Regions from separate parts of the Homo sapiens genome. Here region 2 is linked to region 1. A link is a loop called in an ENCODE intact Hi-C map of the cell type or tissue named here. Cell type or tissue: uterus. All regions are shown on one strand. Each heading gives the region's core, and the rest is flanking DNA. Links, peaks and the distances in the headings are about the cores only. Region 1 overlaps SMOC2 (SPARC related modular calcium binding 2). Region 2 overlaps SMOC2 (SPARC related modular calcium binding 2).

Region 1 (8,486 bases), core at 487-8,486:
AAAATGCTTTAGGCGTCGTCATACTGAATCAAGTAGACTTCATTTAATGAAATAATTATTTAAGAGTTTTTTTAATGTTCATAAATGTCTGGCAGCTGCTTATTATCATCTAAAAACTCCTCTTGGTTGTCAGATTATTTGAACAAACTGTCAGACACATTATAAGTCACAAGCATCTAATGCTAGTTTGGGAAACGAACTCATATTTTTTTAATAGACCTTCTACCAACTTTACAAAGGTAGCTTTCTACAAATTAAAAAAAAGTTGTTACATGGTTATAAAACTTAAAATTTATAGAAGTAAATTGGAATGGGAATCATGTTTCTATAAAACTTAAAGTTTATAGAAGTGAAATTGAAATCATATTTCTATAAAAGTTAGAATTTATAGAAGTAAATTGGAATTGAAATCATGTTTCTATAAAACAACACTTATAGAAGTAAATTGGAATGGGAATCACATTGCTAGCCTAATATTTAATGAGACAATATGGAGGAAGGCTGTCTCCAATGTGCTAATTACTTTTCGGGAGTGTGTTCAGGAAGGGGCACAGGCCTGCAGGCCAGGGATCTGAGCCACAGACAGCAGAAAGCTGTCAGAGAAGGGAGCACACAGGCAATGCTCGTGGAACTAGAAAAGCACAAACCACCAAATAGAACTACCTATGAAAGACAGCACCATGCAATCATAGTTATACTACAGAATTATTACAACATTTATACTACAGAATTAGTACATTTCCTTATGGGTTCTGAGTACCAGCAGGGTGTCACTGACTCTGGCAAGAGCAGAAACCTTCAGATTGAGGCAAAGCCAAAGGTTTGAGTGAGAATGAACTTAATACACTAAATGGAAGGCTATTCTTTGGTTAAAAATGTTGTAATGTGGGAGAATAATAAATTATACATATTCTATATTGTTAATATAATATATAATTAATATAATACTATAAGTAATATAATACATATTATATATGTATGCATGTGTGTATTAAAAGTCAGCCTCTTGAATGCCTTCATATCGGAATTGCTTCTATTTGCGTCTTTTTCAGATTATTTTTTCTTTATACATTAACTCCTCAAAATTTATTATATGAGAAAATGATGTAGTTAAGGGCCTTCTGAATAGGAAAGAAAAGTGACATATTTTCATCTAATATATTAAAATGGAATATTGCAATAGGGATTTTGTAATCATTCATTATTACTTTTTTTCTGAATTATTTCCAGAATTTCTAGCTTTATTTTTCTCTATCAATGGTCATTTTTGGAAGCGTAGCCTACTCCATCTGGAATCAAACATAACTTATAGTAATATGATTAGTTTAAAACTTGAACTTTGGTTCCTTGTCCCCACTTAACAGAACCAAGTGTCTCTGTCTTGACATTTCCACCTTGGTGTCCTGTGTCTACCGGTCCCTGTGTGGTCCTGCCGGTGACTCCACCATGATCCTTGGAGCAGCCTCTCCTTCCCTATTTCCCTAGTTCTCTACCCTTGCCATCCTGCTTCTCTCAATCTTCAGTTTCACTCAGTTCTCTTTTTCCTGCGCCCTTCATGCTTCCTAAGGCCTCACGGGCATCTTTCTAGAGGATCGTGGAGCTCCTCCTCCTCCCTGAGGCCTCACGGGCGTCTTTCTAGAGGATCTCCGAGCTCCTCCTCCTTCCTGAGGCCTCACGGGCATCTTTCTAGAGGATCTCCGAGCTCCTCCTCCTTCCTGAGGCCTCACGAGCATCTTTCTAGAGGATCGCCGAGCTCCTCCTCCTTCCTGAGGCCTCACGAGGGGCCTCTTTCTAGAGGATCGCGGAGCTCCTCCTCCTTCCTGAGGCCTCACGGGCATCTTTCTAGAGGATCTCCGAGCTCCTCCTCCTTCCTGAGGCCTCACGAGGGGCATCTTTCTAGAGGATCGCGGAGCTCCTCCTCCTTCCTGAGGCTTCACGGGCATCTTTCTAGAGGATCGCTGAGCTCCTCCTCCTTCCTGAGGCCTCACGGGCATCTTTCTAGAGGATGGCCGAGCTCCTCCTCCTTCCTGAGGCCTCACGGGCATCTTTCTAGAGGATCTCCGAGCTCCTCCTTCTTCCTGAGGCCTCACGGGCATCTTTCTAGAGGATCTCCGAGCTCCTCCTCCTTCCTGAGGCCTCACGGGCATCTTTCTAGAGGATCTCCGAGCTCCTCCTCCTTCCTGAGGCCTCACGGGCATCTTTCTAGAGGATGGCCGAGCTCCTCCTCCTTCCTGAGGCCTCACGGGCATCTTTCTAGAGGATGGCCGAGCTCCTCCTCCTTCCTGAGGCCTCACGGGCATCTTTCTAGAGGATCTCCGAGCTCCTCCTTCTTCCTGAGGCCTCACGGGCATCTTTCTAGAGGATCTCCGAGCTCCTCCTCCTTCCTGAGGCCTCACGGGCATCTTTCTAGAGGATCTCCGAGCTCCTCCTCCTTCCTGAGGCCTCACGGGCATCTTTCTAGAGGATGGCCGAGCTCCTCCTCCTTCCTGAGGCCTCACGGGCATCTTTCTAGAGGATCGCCGAGCTCCTCCTCCTTCCTGAGGACTCACGGGCGTCTTTCTAGAGGATCTCCGAGCTCCTCCTCCTTCCTGAGGCCTCACGGGCATCTTTCTAGAGGATGGCCGAGCTCCTCCTCCTTCCTGAGGCCTCACGGGCATCTTTCTAGAGGATCTCCGAGCTCCTCCTCCTTCCTGAGGCCTCACGGGCATCTTTCTAGAGGATCTCCGAGCTCCTCCTCCTTCCTGAGGCCTCACGGGCATCTTTCTAGAGGATGGCCGAGCTCCTCCTCCTTCCTGAGGCCTCACGGGCATCTTTCTAGAGGATCTCCGAGCTCCTCCTCCTTCCTGAGGCCTCACGGGCATCTTTCTAGAGGATCTCCGAGCTCCTCCTCCTTCCTGAGGCCTCACGGGCATCTTTCTAGAGGATGGCCGAGCTCCTCCTCCTTCCTGAGGCCTCACGGGCATCTTTCTAGAGGATCTCCGAGCTCCTCCTCCTTCCTGAGGCCTCACGGGCATCTTTCTAGAGGATCTCCGAGCTCCTCCTCCTTCCTGAGGCCTCACGGGCATCTTTCTAGAGGATCTCCGAGCTCCTCCTCCTTCCTGAGGCCTCATGGGCATCTTTCTAGAGGATGGCCGAGCTCCTCCTCCTTCCTGAGGCCTCACGGGCGTCTTTCTAGAGGATCTCCGAGCTCCTCCTCCTTCCTGAGGCCTCACGGGCATCTTTCTAGAGGATGGCCGAGCTCCTCCTCCTTCCTGAGGCCTCACGGGCATCTTTCTAGAGGATCTCCGAGCTCCTCCTCCTTCCTGAGGCCTCACGGGCATCTTTCTAGAGGATGGCCGAGCTCCTCCTCCTTCCTGAGGCCTCACGGGCATCTTTCTAGAGGATCGCCGAGCTCCTCCTCCTTCCTGAGGCCTCACGAGGGGCATCTTTCTAGAGGATCGCGGAGCTCCTCCTCCTTCCTGAGGCCTCACGGGCATCTTTCTAGAGGATCTCCGAGCTCCTCCTCCTTCCTGAGGCCTCACGGGCATCTTTCTAGAGGATCTCCGAGCTCCTCCTCCTTCCTGAGGCCTCACGGGCATCTTTCTAGAGGATCTCCGAGCTCCTCCTCCTTCCTGAGGCCTCACGAGGGGCATCTTTCTAGAGGATCGCCGAGCTCCTCCTCCTTCCTGAGGCCTCACGAGGGGCATCTTTCTAGAGGATCGCGGAGCTCCTCCTCCTTCCTGAGGCCTCACGGGCATCTTTCTAGAGGATCTCCGAGCTCCTCCTCCTTCCTGAGGCCTCACGGGCATCTTTCTAGAGGATCTCCGAGCTCCTCCTCCTTCCTGAGGCCTCGCGGGCATCTTTCTAGAGGATCTCTGAGCTCCTCCTCCTTCCTGAGGCCTCGCGGGCATCTTTCTAGAGGATCTCCGAGCTCCTCCTCCTTCCTGAGGCCTCACGAGCATCTTTCTAGAGGATGGCCGAGCTCCTCCTCCTTCCTGAGGCCTCACGGGCATCTTTCTAGAGGATCTCCGAGCTCCTCCTCCTTCCTGAGGCCTCACGGGCATCTTTCTAGAGGATCTCCGAGCTCCTCCTCCTTCCTGAGGCCTCACGGGCATCTTTCTAGAGGATCGCCGAGCTCCTCCTCCTTCCTGAGGCCTCACGAGGGGCATCTTTCTAGAGGATCTCCGAGCTCCTCCTCCTTCCTGAGGCCTCACGGGCATCTTTCTAGAGGATTGCCGAGCTCCTCCTCCTTCCTGAGGCCTCACGAGGGGCATCTTTCTAGAGGATCTCCGAGCTCCTCCTCCTTCCTGAGGCCTCACGGGCATCTTTCTAGAGGATCGCCGAGCTCCTCCTCCTTCCTGAGGCCTCACGAGCATCTTTCTAGAGGATGGCCGAGCTCCTCCTCCTTCCTGAGGCCTCACGGGCATCTTTCTAGAGGATGGCCGAGCTCCTCCTTCCTAAGGCCTCACAAGGGGCATCTTTCTAGAGGATCGCCGAGCTCCTCCTCCTTCCTGAGGCCTCACGAGGGGCATCTTTCTAGAGGATCTCCGAGCTCCTCCTCCTTCCTGAGGCCTCACGGGCATCTTTCTAGAGGATCGCCGAGCTCCTCCTCCTTGGGTTCCTTCCTGGAGTCACGGCCCCATGCGCCTCCCCAAGACGGAAATCTCCCGTGCTGTGGTGACACAGGACCTGTCATGTGCGAATTCACCCCTCCTTGTTCCCTCTACCAGCGTGATTAAGTCCTTTATAGAATAAGGACTTGTCTCCTGCCAGAGAGAACCACCCCCGTCAGCTCTGCCTGCAGAACGCTGCGTTCTGGGGTGCCCCAGGAGGGAGTGACAGTCACAGGTGGAAATTGTGTTCTGTGGCCTTCTCTTCCCAGGGGCCGTCATCAGTTTGTTTAAAGATCTTCTGCCTCCACTGTGGCCCTTACTAAAAGAAAATGGAATTGCATTTCTCCAATGAGTCTGAATTTCCCACATGCAGCCAGGTTTATCAGGTAAAATTGCATGGGTTAACAGCCCTCATCAACCACGATGTTTATATAAACATACACGAAGTTTCTTCTGACTCTGCTCTAATATCTTTAATATTTTATATCATGCTCATCAAATTTTAAGAGGTTGATTTAATCCATCTTATTTTGCTTATGATAAGCTTTCAAATATCACATAAAATCCTCAAGAGAGACGTTTCAAGAATTTTTGAGAACAATTTCTATAGATGCAGTATGTTCCTGGATAAAGCACAGAAAGTATGTCGTGTCTGGATCATCAAACCATAAATTCTGTGCACTAATAAAATTTCTGAAGAAGCGCTGCGGCGGTGCTGAGTCTTCCTGGGTGCTGCTGGAGAGGCATGAACAAGCGCCACGTGAACACGGCAGTGATGAGTTTCCTGGGTGCTGCTGGAGAGGCATGAACAAGCGCCACGTGAACACGGCAGTGATGAGTTTCCTGGGTGCTGCTGGAGAGGAATGAACAGGTGCCATGTGAACACGGCAGTGATGAGTTTCCTGGGTGCTGCTGGAGAGGCATGAACAAGCGCCACGTGAACACGGCAGTGATGAGTTTCCTGGGTGCTGCTGGAGAGGAATGAACAGGTGCCATGTGAACACGGCAGTGATGAGTTTCCTGGGTGCTGCTGGAGAGGAATGAACAGGTGCCATGTGAACACGGCAGTGATGAGTTTCCTGGGTGCTGCTGGAGAGGAATGAACAGGTGCCATGTGAACACGGCAGTGATGAGTTTCCAGGGTGCTGCTGGAGGGGCATGAGCAAGCGCCACGTGAACACGGCAGTGCTAAGTCTTCCAGGGTGCTGCTGGAGAGGAATGAACAGGTGCCATGTGAACACGGCAGTGCTGAGTTTCCCGGGTGCTGCTGGAGAGGCAGTTTCCGCCATCCTCAGCTGCTGCTCTCCGGAGGCGCAGTTCCATTGAGTGATGCACCAAGTGCTCTGAGGATTTCTGCAAAGCAACAACCTCCAGAAACATTTCGCACAACCCCTGCTGTTTTCTGTTTCTTCCATGACCTAAAGTAACTTACTGAGCAATTCAGAAAGAAATGCAAATCATCGTCCTTTTTATTTGTTACCAGTTTCCTCGTTATCGTTGAGGCAAAAGCCTCTTTACTATAACCCAGAGGTAGGTTTTGTTTTATGCACCTGTGCATTTGCTGAGCAAAACCTGGAGCCCACACAGAACTTATAAGACACAATCATATGAAATTTCAGTCATTGACAAATTTCTTTCTGCTTCTTCTCTTGTTCATTAAACCGATTTTGAGCACCTACTGTGAGATTTGAATGATCCATGAGTTCTGAGCTTATTCTAAAAAATGTTGATAAGAGCATTGTCATCGTGAAGACACGATGACTTCACTTTAATGTTTATCATCCACTCTTTCAAGTGGCTGAGTACAGCGTATGAGGTTGCCAGGGGAGAATGATTGTTAGTCACTTTGGAATAGAAATATAGGGGAGAGTCTAAAAGGTAACATTTGTTTTTACATTCTTGCAGTGAAGACACAAAACGTATGCTTTTACAAAATCTAATAGCAACATTTGGTAATATAGTCAGTAATGGACTAATCATAAAATTACGAATCTGATTATCCTCAGATGTTAAACAGAGTTGCTAGATATGCTAAAATCAGGGTGGTTTCCATTAATACCATCACAATTATTTATTATCTCAAAAGAAATTTATTGAGTGCCTATTACAAGCCAGGCATCCTTTTAGCATTGGAAAAATTATGCAATAGCTAACATTTGTGGAACTGTGTCAATATGCCACACTGCACCTATAATCGCTTTTAATCCCCAGAACAATCCTTTCTGCTGGGCTGTGATGTGGACGCACCACACCAGCTATGGCAGTGCTGAGCAGCTCTTATCAGCTTCCTACTGTGTTCCACCTGTCTGATATCACCTTTAGGGTCATAAAAGCTCTATAAACTATACACTGTAGTTAATCAGCTTCAAAGCAGGCTTAAAGCACCATTTGTGGAAAATCACTTCCAACTGGAGAGATTCGTGACGTCCCAGCCCAAGCTTCCTTCAGGCTGAGCAGAGAGGCTGCCCCTGCTGCTCCACCTGCGTGTTCCTGCTGCAGCCAACAACAGGTCACATGGTCTTTCATTCCTAGATGCTACCGCTCTCCCCCCAGGTGAGGGCCAGTCAGGAGGCGGTTGCCAGCACGCACTTATTCTCAGGTATTCCTGGCTTAACTATTTGGGGCAGAAGATGGATGTCAGACATACATGTCTAAACAAAGGAGAAACTGAGTTTATTAACAAAAAGAGACCAACCTTTGCACATGGCAATATGAGGTCCTAGAATTTTTAAGTCATTGTTTTATTTGCATGTGAGTGAGTGTCAGTATTCATGTAGCACAATGCCTGGTGCACAGGCTGAGTATGAATACCTCTCATTATTATTCTTTACCAGTTTTCAGTAACAAAGCTTGTTTTGGAAAGAGTGCAGTGGAAATTTTCACGATTTGGGGCTGAACAACTTTTAGATAGCGTGCACCTGTTCTGCTTAGATTTCACCTAAGTCAGACCTTGGGGAGACCCCAGGTGAGAAAGTGGATTTTCTTACAAGTCTCCCCCTCGTTTGGGGGTGGGGGATGGACGATGAACCGCATGTTGAGAATGAGGAGAGAGGGGTCACACAGGGAGCCTCGGAGTCTAAACACGACCTTGCCCTGGGGCCCGCTCTGAGGAATCTCCAGCCTCAATGACACGTGGCTCGGAGCAGGGAGTGGAGAAGACTTCCAGCCACAGGGCTGGTTCTGCCTCGTCACATTCAGGAGTCCTGTGGGCATCAGATCTGCTCCTGGATCCCCTCTCCCAGGCGACTGCCCATGCTGACTTGTGAGCTGTGCTGCGTGTTGAGCAGGAATGTCCATCACTGTGGGTATGCTGTTGAGAGATCCGTGATCACAGCAGCATGCGAGGCTGCGGGAACTGGAGCCATGTGAGGTTCTGCCTCTCCTGCTGTGCCCCCCACGCTGGCAGGCCCTCCTGCTCCGGGGTGAAGGAGGACCACATCGTTCTTGGCAGTTCTCTGTGGCCTCCCAAGAGCTCTGCATGTGGGACGACGTCGCTGGATCCTGCTCACCTTTTGCCTTCTTCTTCCCCGCAGTGTCATCCTGTGACCAAGAGCACCAGTCTGCCCTGGAGGAAGCCAAGCAGCCCAAGAACGACAATGTGGTGATCCCTGAGTGTGCGCACGGCGGCCTCTACAAGCCAGTGCAGTGCCACCCCTCCACGGGGTACTGCTGGTGCGTCCTGGTGGACACGGGGCGCCCCATTCCCGGCACATCCACAAGGTAAATAGGGTGCACCCACCCCCCCCGGGACCATGGGAGGCTTTGGGGTGTGGAAGCCAGGAAAGCAGAACCCCCACTTCCCCCAACACACACCGACACACAGTCACACACACACTCACACTCACACACACTGATACCACACACATACCCACACACACCCACGCTCTCACACAC
Region 2 (8,486 bases), core at 287-8,286, 61 kb before region 1:
ACTGTCTGTACATGGCAGGAGTACTTTTCATCAAGTTTACTAAAATTGGGCAAATTTCAGTATTTAATAAATGTTTTTTGCCCTCAAGTTAATACCGAGGTTACCATAGAAGCAGACTCTATAAAAATTTGAAAATCAGACAATGAGATTTAAAAAGAGCCGTAGATAGGAGCTGTTTTTCAGAAAGTGCATGTGTGTGTGTTTATGAATAATACATGCAAACGTAACTTGAGGCCAGCCACAGCGGAGGGAAACGGGGCTCCACTGACTGGCATGATTCCTGGAGAGCAGAGAAAGCCCTTGCCCCAAAGCCTCCCAGCTTTTCAGTTGTCTCAGAAAGATCTTTAATAGGAAATGGATTCCTTTATTTCATAATCATGTATTCTTAAAGCCATGAATGCAAAATACCTAAATTCCTATTAATCCATAAATTCCTATTAATCAGATAATATAATGAGACAATCCAGCAGAAAAACGGCCAAAAGTCTCGAGCAGGCAGCATTTTATTTATAAAGGAAAAAATCCTGATGACCAGTAAAGGCAGGAAAAGGTGCCTAGGATCTTCAGTCCCAGGGAACTGCAAATTAAAGTCACAATTAAAGTCACCGTGCAACTCCCCTCCACACCCACTGGTTGGAAATGCAAATTAAAGTCACGGTGCAACCCCCCCCCCCCCGCCCCCACACCCACTGCTCTGGCAGAAATGAAAAACCGTGATTCTATGACTTGCTGGTGAGGACAGAGCTGCGGGTGTGGTGGGAACTGGTACTGCCCTTTGCAACATCAGTTTGCCCCTTTGCATGTGGGTGATTAAGATCCCAGCTCTTCCATTCCGGGAGGAAACCCAGGAGAAATGCATTCACCTGTGTGGGAGGAGACCTGGGAGGGCGTTCCCAGCAGTGTTCACATGAGAACCAAAGCCTGGAAACAGATCTGTGTCCATTGGCGTCTGCCTGGGTGAGCACTGCGGTTCGCTCGGTTCATCCTACAGAGCAGTGAGCACTGATGAAAAGGTCCAGTGCCTTCCTCAGTGGTGCCGTGCGCTAATGTCCTCCTGAGTCCACGGAGCCCCACACGGAGGCACCCCAACCACAAATCCTCCCACAGCTGAGAGTCAGAAAACTCAGCTCCAGCTCTGAGGGATGCATCCAGAGGTGGCAAACCATGAAGACCAGCAGGGAGTGATGGCCACACACGCAGGGCCACGGTTGCTTGCATGCGGTGGAGAGCAGGGGGGTCAATTTTGTGATTGCAGAGGGGGCTGACTTGGGGAGTCCTTTTCCTGCTCTGGAAAATGTCTTCACAGGTTTTGGTTGATAATAATTCATTACGTGTACATTTATCTTTTGTGCACTTTTCTGTATGGGTGTCAATATTTTAGGAATTTAAAATGTTAAAACGTGCAACGCCACTGAAAGCGGTAACGCAGGCTGAATTCTCCCCACATGTACACATTTCTCTAGCGTCCTTCCCTGAGGATGTTTACAGAGGGAATGGGACCAGATGCTTAGGAGCTGGTGGAAGGAGAAGATAGGAAAAGACACATCCCTGAGCCTGAGGGAGGGCTGGGAAGGAAAGACCCAGGGGGGATTTGGGGAACAGGAAAATTAAGGTTTGCCTTTGGGGATGCTCTGGAGAGCTGGAGAGAGCGGGCTGGGCATTGCGGCCCCCCACTTGGCCACGCAGAAGTGCCAGCCATGGCTCACATTCGCCAGGGCCAAACACTGGCTGCCTCATAGCAGCCTAAATTGTAGGGGTTAAACCTACTCTTTTACAGACGAGAAAACCTTCCAAGGTCTCTGTGCTTGGAAGTGGCAGAGCTGGGATGTAAACCTACATCTTTGTCTCCATAACCCATGTTTCTCCCCCAAATACCAAAGTATCAAAATTCTTGGGGCCTTGAATTCCTATTTACACTTGGCTGGAAGTCGGGCGTAGGAGAATGTGGGCAGAGATGGTCAAGGGCTCTGGAGAGTGGGGTGAGGTTGATGGCAAATGGTGTGGTGCCTTGGATATGGCGAGGACAAGAAGCCGGCTCTCGGAGACGTATCCAAGTCCACTTCATGTTCTGCGCTGCTGAGAGCAGGTGTTTCTTGCTCACAGTTTAGAGATGTATGTGCTTCTCAGAGCCCTGCTGATGTCGACCTGTGGGATCTGTAGATGGCTTTAGGGCAGGTGTTTCTTGCTCACAGTTTAGAGATGTATGCACTCCTCAGGGCCCTGCTGATGTCGACCTGTGGGGTCTGTAGATGGCTTTATGCTCAGGGAGTGCCCTGCTGCCCCGGTGTTCAAGGAAGGCACAGTAAAGGGCAGGGTTCACACTACATAACAAGCCCTTCATGTCCTTCGTCCTGGGATTGGGGGCCAGCTCCACGTGTCTCCTGAAAGACAGAGTTGGTTCTTATTTCTTCTGTAGGGATTTTCTTTTTGTTTCTTTCTTTTCTTCCTCACCACCCTCCCCCCCTCCCCCACAAAGATTTGAAGCCTAACATTGCTGGGGGCAGGATTAGAGGTTGAAAACAAAGGCCTTTTTGCCAAGAGAGGGTGTTTGCAACCCATTCTCCAGTATTTGGATATAGCTTCAGGTTTTTAATCTCATCTCTCCTCTGTAACTGTGCACCCTGACCAAGAGCTGGTTCCTGGCATGAGTACAAAGTGGGTTAAGATATTGTAAGCTGAACCTACATGCAAGATTTTTTAATATTACAATATTCAAAGAATCTTCATATATAGCTTGGTTGGAGTTACGTGTTTGAAGGAAGCTACAGGTTTTGAGTTACAGAAGAGGGATAGACACAGCCCATGTGTAGTAGCTGGTGCCCATCTTGAGACCCCCAGCCTATCCCTGCCTTCTAAAGTAGGGACCAGGCCTCATACACTGCAGCCATCGGCCTGTTCCGACAGAGTGGACATCTTCCTGTTCCACCTGACACAGCTGTGTCTGGCGTAGAAGGAGTCCTTTCCCATTGCATGGGGAAGAAGACATCTGTTTCTTCCCATTTATTTCCTAACAAGCTCTGTAACATGCAAATTTATAATTTGGTTTTAATTACTAAAGTCTGTGTGATACCTGTGACAGGCAGCAGTAGGTCAGTGGCCTTCTCTAGGAATTGCCTCTCTGCGGTCTGAATTTCCTCCCCGCTCTAAAATTTCCTCTCTGCGGTCTGAATTTCCTCCCTGCTCTAGGAATTTCCTCTCTGTGGTCTGAACATGACTATGCGTCCATCTTCACTGTGGATGCTCATCCCAGAGATTTCTAAATCTGGGTTTGGGGAAGGCCCTGTTATAAATGATGGATGATCTTGGAGTCGCATGAATCTCAGTACATGATATACATTTATTTAACTATGACTTCTGCATTTTTCTGCAAGGCCTAAAGTCTTGTCCTCCATCTGAAATGGTGGAACTCCATGTTTGTAGTAGTATCCTAAATGACTTCAGAAAAAAATACACTTCATAAGCCAAAGCTAACTGAATTTTTAATTTTTCACATGAATTTCCCTGGCACTAAGTTAAGGACCCTACATAGCTGAGGGACTTGAAAGGATCACCCAGAATAATTAAATTCCCAAATCCTGAGATCAACGAGGCAGCTGCGTTTGGTCTCCAATGTCTCTGAAGCACTTCCTGGTAGAAATCATTCAGGGCCAGTGTGCAGTGGCTTGGCTTGACCTGGAGAGCCTGTGCCTTGGAGAGAATCCAGCTTGCTGTTTGTCTCCACCTCAAAACGGCTTTTTCTTTAGCCTTCGTAGGTCTTTTCTTGAAAAGTGAAAGTTATTAAAGTAAAATATTTCAATACCATTGAAAGAAATGTGAAAGAAATTTAAAAGAAAATGTAAAAACAAACAACCTTAAGGAGAAGTAGGAAATGCACCGAAAATTGAGGCCTCTTTCTAGATGGCCATGAAAACAATGAGAGGTGGTCACTTCAGCAATCAAGCCACAATATCAAATATAAATCTGAATTTTATCTGTTTAAAATACTTGTAGGCAGGGAGTGGTGGCTCTTGCTTGTAATCCCAGCACTGTGGGAGGCTAAGGCAGGGGGATCACTTGAGCCCAGGAGTTTGAGACTGGCCTGTGCAACAAAAGTGAGACCCCCCACCATCTCTACAAAAAATAAAAATTTAAAAATTTAAAACAATTAAAAACTTGTGAATTTTTTTCAGAGAAAAATGTTAAATTTACTCTGTAACACGTAAATTTATAGCACCTTTTATAGTATCGAGGACATTTATTTTACATCCATGATGACATAAAATAGTAATTTGATACAGCCAACACAGGATTTGTAAAATTTTCAATAAAAGATTCAGATTGAATTCTGAAAGTGTTCAACTGATACTAAATTTAAAAACATAATAATAAATAAAATGTTAAAGAAAAAGACCACAGGGTGTAGGTTTAGTCTGACAAGCCGCTTCAGGCCGGCTTGGGAAGAGTGGGAGGTCCCTGCGTCTGCCAGGGCCCGGACTGGAAGTCAGGTTCCCCTGCGTCCCGCCCTGGCCCTTCCCTGGGTGATGACTCCAGAGGCCCTTGGGGCTGAAGCTCCCATCTGGGCCCAGCCTTTCCTCTGCTTCACTTTTCTTTTTAAAGTTGGACTTTATGTTGAGTTATTCACAACTATTCTGATAGACAATATTCTGGTGTAACTTTTTCTATTCAGGAAAAATATTTATTACTTTTAACCTCAGGAAAAAGTACTTTCTGGTGTCTAATGCTTGTGTTTTTTATAATCTGCTCCTCTGTTATACTTTAGTGTACATTTAATTTGGCGGCTAATTTGTACTGGAGCCTCACATGAGTTGAGAACAGTATCCTGTAAAATGGCCCTTTGTTGCACCTCATCTACAAGTGACTTTTCGCTCCTGTTTTCTAATAGTTAATAAAATGCTCCCAAAGAAATCAAGAGGTCTTTGGAAGTAAATGGCCCCAATTTGTATAGGTCTATTTAAAGAATAATGGCTGAGTGCTTCTAGAGATTTTATTTTTATTTATTTATTTATTTATTTTTGAGATGGAGTCTGGCTCTGTCGCCCAGGCTGGAGTGCAGTGGCACAATCTCGGCTCACTGCAACCTCCGCCTCCGGGGTTCAAGCGATTCTCCTGCCTCTGCCTCCGGAGTAGCTGGGACTACAGGCACCCGCCACCACGCCCAGCTAATGTTTTGTATTTTTAGTAGAAACGGGGTTTCACCGTGTTAGCCTGGATGGTCTCAATCTCCTGACCTTGTGATCCGCTCACCTTGGCCTCCCAAAGTGCTGGGATTACAGGCAGGAGCCACCGTGCCCAGCCTCCAGAGATATTTTATGTACATAAAAACAAGTATATTATTTTTTCTTCTAATTATTTTTTGGACAAATGCTAATTATTTTACAGCACCTTTTTTCACTATATGCAGCTACAACAGTTAAATGTTGCAAAGATTTATGAAACTATTAAAATGTTGTGTGGCCCTTTAGCAAGAGTGATACAGCTGTACTCAGACATTTTTCTCCTGCCATTGAATCAGGGTCTCAAATCAGAAATCAGTAAATTCAGAACATTCCTTTTATCAGATGCACCTCAAATCAGGAATCCCAACTGTTTAAAGGCAGAATCACTAGGATAGAAAAAGACCCACGAAGCATAAAAGCCGGTGCCACAAAGTCCACCGAAACCCTCCTCCAAGTCCATAAATAACATAAAGGATCACTGAGCAAAAACAAATGGATTGCATTTGGTTTCTTCATCCACAGAAACACCGAAGTGGCAAAACTGAGGTTGAGCTGGAGGTGAGGATGTCAGGAGAGAGGCAGCGCCGCCGGGGGAAGATGGGAGGGAGACCAATGCGCAGTGACAGTGATCCTGGGGACACGTGAGGAATAACGCAGCAGTGATGCAGCTTCACGGCACAGGGGCGCCGCCGGGGGAAGATGGGAGGGAGACGCATGAGCAGTGACAGGGATCCTGGGGACACGTGAGGAATAACGCAGCAGCCATGCAGCTTCACGGCACAGGGGCCCGGCCGTTCTCTCTGGATTCTGGCTCGAATTTTCACACGTGCCAACCTCACTCGGAGGGCCTGATGGGCCCAGGCTGTGCCGGCTCCTGGAGTTTCTGGCCTGGCAGGTCTGTCGTGTGGCCAAAGTTTGCTTTCTGCCGAGTTTCCAGGCAGCGCTGGTGCTCGTGGCTGGCCCCACACTCCAAGCCCTGGGTTGAGGTGAGGGGCCTCACTCCAGAGGAACACAGGCCCACAGGGCAGCCATCCATGACCATCTCAACACGGGATCCTAGGATGGTCAAGGGGCCAGTGGGGGAGCCTGTGGCTGCCAGGGCCCCTCCTGATCCCGGGTGAGGGACGTCTTGCCTGCTTGGGGTCCTGGCCTGGCCATGCAGCTCAAGGCTGAGACAAAGAAGGAATACTTGGGAGCAGTGCCTTCAGAGGCTGACAGGAGCTGGCGGATAAGGAGGTGGTTGGGTCCCAGGGCACGGTGCCTGTGACTCTGAATGTCCCGCATGGGCCAGGGGGTGAAGCTCAGCCTCACGGTGACCCAGGGCCTCCCTGGGATGAGGCAGGAAGGAGGTCCTACCACTTCCAGTCATGTTATCTTGAGGATTATTTGACCATGGGCACTCAGGAAAATAGAAAATAGGTGATATTCCTCCTGTGCAAATTGCTTCTCCACTAAGCCTCCCCCGGACTCAGTGTGGAGAGAGGGGAGATGAGGTGGGAGGAGCTAAGGGCAGTGTGGACCTGGGCTGTGCCACCCCCTGGGGGTACTGTGGACCTGGGCCGTGCCGTCCCTGCTCCAGAATGTCCCCAACAAGGAGTGCGTGCAAGTCCTGCTTGGCCCCAACCTGTGGCCACGGTGAGGCTCAGGGATGGGACCCGGTGAAGTCGGATAGAGCAGAGGCATTCCCTGAGTTCTGGCAGCAGGACTACAGAGGACAGGTGTTGTGTGTGTCTGAAGCCTAGGGTATACACCCTGGCAGGGTCGGGGCAGCAGGGTCGGGGCTCCTGCCAGTGTCAGGACAAGAGTGAAAATGAAGGTGGCAGCTCTCAGGGTACAGGGGAGACAAGCCCGTGGTCACCTCCCTCGGCCGGCCAGTGCCGGGATTCTGGCTCATGCCAAGGAGACCCTGACTGGTCCAAAGGCCTTGTCTATTTCTTAGCTGTAAGCCGGTCCTATCTAGGGAGAGCAGTGTTCATCCTAATACAGCAGTCTGCAGGCTTGAGAAGCACTTGCTTAGCTGAAAGCCGGTCCTATTTAGAGAGAGCAGTGTCTGTCCTAATACAGCAGTCTGCAGGCTGTGAGAAGACTTGCTTAGCTGAAAGCCGGTCCTATTTAGAGAGAGCAGCGTCTGTCCTAATACAGCACTCTGCAGGCTGTGAGAAGACTTGCTTAACTGAAAGCTGGTCCTATTTAGGGAGAGCAGCGTCTATCCTAATACAGCACTCTGCAGGCTGTGAGAAGACTTGCTTAGCTGAAAGCTGGTCCTATTTAGGGAGAGCAGTGTCTGTCCTAATACAGCACTCTGCAGGCTGTGAGAAGACTTGCTTAGCTGAAAGCTGGTCCTATTTAGGGAGAGCAGCGTCTATCCTAATACAGTGCTCTGCAGGATGTAAGAAGCACGTTCTGTTCTTCGCTAGGACTCACCCCAGGAGGCCGAGTGGCTGGTTGGCTTCTCACAGGCCTGGAGCCCCTAAGAACACAGGACCGCTGCTGCCCTGGGGCCGAGAGACATATGCCCTCGGTCCTCTGGCAGGACACCCTCCCTGCCACGGCCAGTCTTGCAGTCTAAGGAGTGCAGAGGAGTCTCAGGTGGCTGGAGCCCACAGGGTGGATGGATGCAGTTCTGTCAGCACGAAGGGGAAAGGGCCTGGCCTGGAGTTCACCTCCCCTGCCCTCGGAGGGGCACCTGGGGACAGTTTCTCAGCCCTCCCAAGCCCACCTGTGTGACATGGCAGGGAAGCCCAGAGGCACTTCCTCACCCTGGAATCTGGGGAGTGGGGTGAGCTCTGCTGGAATCTGGCAGAGTGGGGTGAGCTCTGCTGGAATCTGGGGGAATGGGGTGACCACTGCTGGAATGTGGGGGAGTGAGGTGACTGACCCCTGCTGGGATGTGGGGGAGTGGGGTGACCGCTGCTGTAATCTGGGGAGTAGGGTGACCGCTGCTGGAATCTGGGGTGTGGGGTGACCCCTGCTGGAATCTGGGGGAGTGGGGTGACCCCTGCTGGAATCTGGGGAGTGGGGTGACCGCTGCTGGAATCTGGGGGAGCGGGGTGGCCCCTGCTGGAATCTGGGGCAGTGGGGTGACCCCTGCTGGAATGTGGGGGAGTGGGGTGACCCCTGCTGGAATGTGGGGGAGTGGGGTGACCGCTGCTGGAATGTGGGGAGTGGGGTGACCCCTGCTGGAATGTGGGGAGTGGGGTGACCCCTGCTGGCATGTAGGGGAGTGGGGTGACCGCTGCTGGAATGTGGGGGAGTGGGGTGACCGCTGCT

What was found. Hi-C counts contacts between places; a loop is a spot of excess contacts. Peaks named below come from ENCODE experiments on the same cell type or tissue, not always from the same donor. Only the 100,000 strongest peaks of a DNase experiment are listed, where the experiment ranks them.
Region 2: it touches region 1 in a loop (2.0-fold over the local background); 2 of 110 quality-filtered maps call a loop at or near these places.

The regions. Positions count from the first base shown.
Region 1 is chr6:168,590,693-168,599,178 of GRCh38, forward strand. SMOC2 (SPARC related modular calcium binding 2) reads left to right here. Exons shown (of 13, transcript NM_001166412.2): 8 at 8,126-8,312. Among named protein-coding and RNA genes, the nearest start is that of SMOC2, 150 kb to the left of the region's middle. In uterus, for the core only: no CTCF peak of the experiment used is centred there; no DNase peak of the experiment used is centred there.
Region 2 is chr6:168,529,975-168,538,460 of GRCh38, forward strand. All of the region lies in intron 4 of SMOC2 (SPARC related modular calcium binding 2), which reads left to right. Among named protein-coding and RNA genes, the nearest start is that of SMOC2, 93 kb to the left of the region's middle. In uterus, for the core only: no CTCF peak of the experiment used is centred there; a DNase peak (open chromatin) is centred at 3,667; H3K27ac peaks cover 3,356 bases.